Regions from separate parts of the Homo sapiens genome. Here region 2 is linked to region 1. A link is an interaction called in ENCODE POLR2A ChIA-PET data of the cell type or tissue named here. Cell type or tissue: Panc1. All regions are shown on one strand.

What was found. Peaks named below come from ENCODE experiments on the same cell type or tissue, not always from the same donor. Only the 100,000 strongest peaks of a DNase experiment are listed, where the experiment ranks them.
Region 2: POLR2A ChIA-PET joins it to region 1 with 11 read pairs; 2 of 35 experiments call an interaction of 5 or more read pairs at or near these places.

Annotation. Positions count from the first base shown.
Region 1 is chr17:61,287,983-61,290,482 of GRCh38, forward strand. All of the region lies in intron 22 of BCAS3 (BCAS3 microtubule associated cell migration factor), which reads left to right. Among named protein-coding and RNA genes, the nearest start is that of TBX2-AS1, 110 kb to the right of the region's middle. In Panc1, no CTCF peak of the experiment used is centred here; no DNase peak of the experiment used is centred here; H3K27ac peaks cover 1,067 bases.
Region 2 is chr17:61,599,467-61,601,966 of GRCh38, forward strand. No RefSeq gene overlaps it. Among named protein-coding and RNA genes, the nearest start is that of NACA2, 9.5 kb to the left of the region's middle. In Panc1, no CTCF peak of the experiment used is centred here; no DNase peak of the experiment used is centred here.

The sequences.
Region 1 (2,500 bases):
GGGACTCGAACTTGGTTCTGATATCTTTACAACTCTAGCTTGTTACTCTACACCAAAGTGTAAAAGACAGTCAGAAGCCCTGGGCTCTGTTGCTGACTTTCTTACCAACTGGCTGTGTGCTCTTCAGCAAGTCACTCCCTGTCTCTGCCTTGGTTCCTTCCTTAACCACTCCATTAAATGAGGCACTCAATCAACTTGAATCAAAGAAATTACATGGGCTGTGGGGAGGGAAAGTGTAAGGTCTTTGATGGCTTGCTGTGCTATTATCGGTAGTGAATTTTGTGACCTTGACTTGTCATCTGCTGGCCCTAAAGTATGTAGTGTTGATCTTTGTCAGTCTTACTTCTTGACCTGGGTGCTTGATTCCAGAAAGCCTCTTAAAGTGGGGCTCTGTATGTTTCTTTGTTGGGAGTGGATCCAGGCAGCAAGGGCCCAAGGTTATCAAGTACAAGGGCTTTGTCCCAGAGCCATCTCTGCTATAGATTGTCCTAGCTTTAGGTTGGCATGCACTTTCTACTTCAGATCCCCAGTGAGTCCTTGTTGGCAAATGTGGTGCTTTGATCTTTTAAAAGTTGAAGTTCAGCCCAAGACCTTGACCAAGGTCAAGTTCTCCTTCATTCCCAGTGGGCTTAGGAGGAGTGCTTTCTTGTCTGACTGATAGAGACAAGGAACCAAGTCGGCAGCAACCACAAGATATGGCGCACTGAAGGACTGGAAATTTTCTTGACAGTTTTTAATGCAGAGATGCCTAGAAAGAAGCTACCACCCCACATGCCAATCCTCCAAGCAGGCCTTGTACCCAGCCATGGGCGAAAGGGCTGTACTGAGAACCACCAAATCCTGGCCTAGCCAGGATGGTGGCTGGTGTTTTCCAGGTACCTTGGTATTCAAAAAAGCCTTAGAATAGCAGATTTTGGTTTTGGAGGACAGGGGTGGAGCATGAAAACATGCTCATAGTATTTATCTATAACCAATACAATGTTTAAAATGACCCGTCCCATTCGGGAAGGGCCGCGCAGGCCTAATGGCCCCTCTGCACATTTCCTCTTGGGCAAGGCCCAACACAAGTGCACCCTCCTTTCCACCCCTTAGTCCACTTGTTGGAACAACTTGTTTCAGACTCTTCATGTCGTCTAATCTTTCTAACCATATTCTGGAACTTTGACTTTGACCTTGAGTTATAATTCCAAGTACTAAGCATTACTTGGGAGAGAATGTACCCCCGCGACTCAGCTGGCTCACTCAGAGTGGCGGGGTGTGGTGGGGGTGCTGGCCCAACAGACTCTAGTCACTCATGGAAAGGGGTCTCTCTTCTGACCATTTCCAGACATCTTCACATGATCTCAGTTTGATTTTTAGCTTCCTTTTTGCTCTTCGCTTGTAATTTCTCAACATCAGACATGGCTGTTTACCTCCACGTACATTACTGCCATGTGAAACCACTCTGTCCTCTGAGAGCAAATAAACTGGCTTTAATGGGTATGCTGTCAAGTAACAGCTAAAGGGTTAAAAGTTTGAGCAGGCAGGCTGGCCAGCAGGAGTTAGTGGTGTGGAGTAAGAGGGACGCCAGCCTGTCTCTAAACTTTTTGGCCCTCCCCAAGTACAGAGATGAAGGAAGAGCCTCTATAAATCACTGGAGATTAGAGACCCCGTTCTTGCCGACTCCACAGGGTTGCACTGCTTAATGTCAAAGCCTCACGTATTACTCTAACAGCACTCCTTTTCTTTATTAAATCCACTTTGAAATAAAAAAAAAATGATGATCTTTCCAGTAAGGGGGAGAAGGCTAAAAGGATTTAGAAAGTATCTGCTATGTTACATTACAGAGACTAATAACTGTTTAGGGAGTAAGTAACATTTTTGCACCATCTTAAGCCATAAAAGCGAAGAGAGGTATAAAGGTCTGTTCCTTAGAATCAATTTGTTTGAGTGTTTATTTTGCCCCGTGTCCTTGCCTCCAGGTTTCCTTCAAAGTGTGAGCAAAGCAACTGGGAAACTGATGTGAGTGCTGATAGCCAAAAGGTCTGGGACACTAAATTTTTCAGAAATTAGGGTGTTTACTTGGGTTCGTGTGTGTAAAGGGAGCATGGGAAGGGAGTGTGGTGGTGGAAAGAGTTCTACTTTTATACTTAAAAGAAAAAATGCAAACTTTGTGTTCCTTTGGAGGCCGAAACTAAGCTTATCTCCTTCATCTGACTTTAATGAAGACATATTTTAAGCAGCTGCACCCATGTCAAATGTCATATTTTGGCTCAAAACGTCCACCTTCTGGGTGGGAGTTTTCTCAAACTAAGAAGTTGGTAGTAATTATAAGCTAATTGAGGAGCAGTAAGCAGAAGTCTGATTGTCACAAAACGTAAGTTAAAAATTATATAGATGAAAAAAGAGTGGCATGAATTGGTTATTTGTTAAAGCTGGCAGTGGGGTTTATTATACCATTCTCTCTGCTTATATATGTTTAAGATGTTCATAATAGAAAAACAAATCAGTTTAAATAAAA
Region 2 (2,500 bases), 310 kb after region 1:
TAGGACGGATAAGTCTTTCCACATTCGTTTTGTCCCCAACATGTTTGTTAAAAGATCTCAGCTTATTAGAGTAGTTCCCATTTATCCAGGCTCATCTTCACAAATGTACCTTCCAGAGCTGTGTCCAGATAATAGTGCTATGTCTTCAAAGAGGATCACAGATTTAATCATCACTTAATTAGAGAACCAATTCCAATTTTCTAAATACTACAGGATTTTCCACGTTGAATTTGTTCTCTGGAACTCCTAATGGCTGGGCTTTTGACCAGAGTACGAATAGCATTCACCCTTAATGCTCACGAAGTGGAACATTAGATGCCCAGCTCTCTAGATGTTGTTTGGTTGCAGATGGCAGGTCCTTAAGTCTAAAAGTTATCCCTCTCAATGGTGTACCCCTATGCAATAGCACATGCTTCTGACCTCAAATTCCACAGTACTGCTTACTTGGATCAGAGAAGGAAGAAAAGGAAGGGAGAGAGGGAGGACATTGTGTAGGAAGGAAAGTTTAATAATGAGTTTGGTGGGGCAGACAACAGAAAATGCTGTCTAGACTTAGAGGTCGCTGAGAGGCTGAATTTAATAGTTTTGATAATAGGAGAACTAAAGAAGATGTCTTTCAGTCTTTAAGAGAGTTAAAGAGGGCTCTAAGTGCAGAAGGTTAGAAGTACTTGGCTGCCAACCCGTTAGTATGCACTTGGGACTATACTTTATCTTGTCCCAAAATTGATTTTTCATTTGTTGAAGGGTGTGCCCCCCAACAATTGAATTGTTTTCAGCTAGAAAGTCTGCAAAGAGCTCAGGTCCTTGAGTAAAGATGTTTTTTATGTTTCTATCATTTGGACTCTTAACTGTTAAAGAGGGTTAACCAGATATTTGTGTTTGTAAAGTCCAAGAACTCTATTGTCTGAGAAAGGGAGTCATCCTAGACTTCCCCCTCTGTGGTGGGCATCTGATGTTTCTTTGGCTATCTGAAATTCAATCTTCCTCCCTAACATCACCCTAACATTTGGGGGGTGAGGATTTTCTTTACTAAATTTTGAATATTATAAATCGAGATACCTTGTCCTTGCTCTATGAAAGCTGATGGGGCTCTCAGATGCAATTATATCCTCCTTCCATAAGATCTGTAACTCTTATTGTCTTGATTATCAAAAGCCAACCATATGGCTTAAACTCAGCTAGCTGGGAGTGCCTTTTCTGGGACTTCTCTTTAGTTCTCCTATTATCAAAGCAATTGACTTCAGCTTCCCAGTGACCTCTTAAGTCTAGACGGCATTTTCCTGTTTTCTGCCCCACCAAACTCAATATTAAACTTCTTTCCTTCCTACACAAGGTCCTTCCTCCCTCCCACTCGAGTCACAAGTGCAGTGAGACAGGAAAAATCAGTAGGACCTCTTTCATTCCAGTGGCAGTAGCCCAGTGAAAATGTCAATTAGCTCCTACTGACTTGGCCCCTGTCATTTCTAAGCCTAGTTCTCCACCCTTTTGATCAATTTTTTTAGTTGTCCAATATCCTTATTTTTAAAATTCCCTTTTTGTTTAAGCCAGATTTGATTTTTATTATTAGCAACCAAAGAACTCTAATTCAATATCCCTTTTCCCACACATTTTCCTCTTCACTCAGTCCTGTTTATTTTAATTCCAGAACAGATCTTGACTCTATTTTATACAGCTACTTTGACATCACCTCTAAGCCAAGCTTTTTTTTTTTTTTTTTTTTTTCTGAGACAAGTCTGTCACCCAGGCTGGAGTGCAGTGGCGTGATCATAGCTCACTGCAGCCTCCAACTCCTGGGCTTAAGCGATCTTCCCACCTCAACCTCACGAGTAGCTGGGACCATAGGCATGCGTCACCAAACCCGACTAGTTTTTTGTTTCTTGTTTTGTTTTGTTTTGTTTTAGATATGGGATCTCACTATGTTGTCCAAGCTGGTCTTAAACTCCTGGGCTCAAGCAGTCCTCCTGCCTCAGCTTCTCAAAGTGCTGGATTACAACAGGCGTGAGCCACTGCACCTGGCCAAGCTTTTTTTTGATAGGCAATCTTTTCTTACCCAGACCACTGCAAGAGCATTCATGCTTCCACTATTGTCATCCTCAAATCTAATCCATTTTCCATATTGCAAGCACATCGATCTTTTAAAATTCAAATCTAATCATGATATTCTTCAGTCTAAAACTCTTGCTTCCCACTGCTCTTAGAAGAAAATAAAAAATCCTTAAGAAGGCCTGTAACATGTTTCGCAATCTGGCCCTGGTGACCCCTCCAGCCTTGTTTTACTATATTCTCCCCGCCGGCTCACTGAGCTCCAGCAACTCTGGCCTCCTTTTCATTTCTCTCTTTTTTTTTTTTTTTTTTTGAGATGGAGTCTCACTCTGTCGCCCAGGCTGGAGTGCAGTGGCGCGATCTCGGCTCCCCGCAACCTCCACCTCCTGGGTTCAAGTGATTCTCCTGCCTCAGCCTCCTGAGTAGCTGGGATTACAGGTGCATGTCACCACGCCTG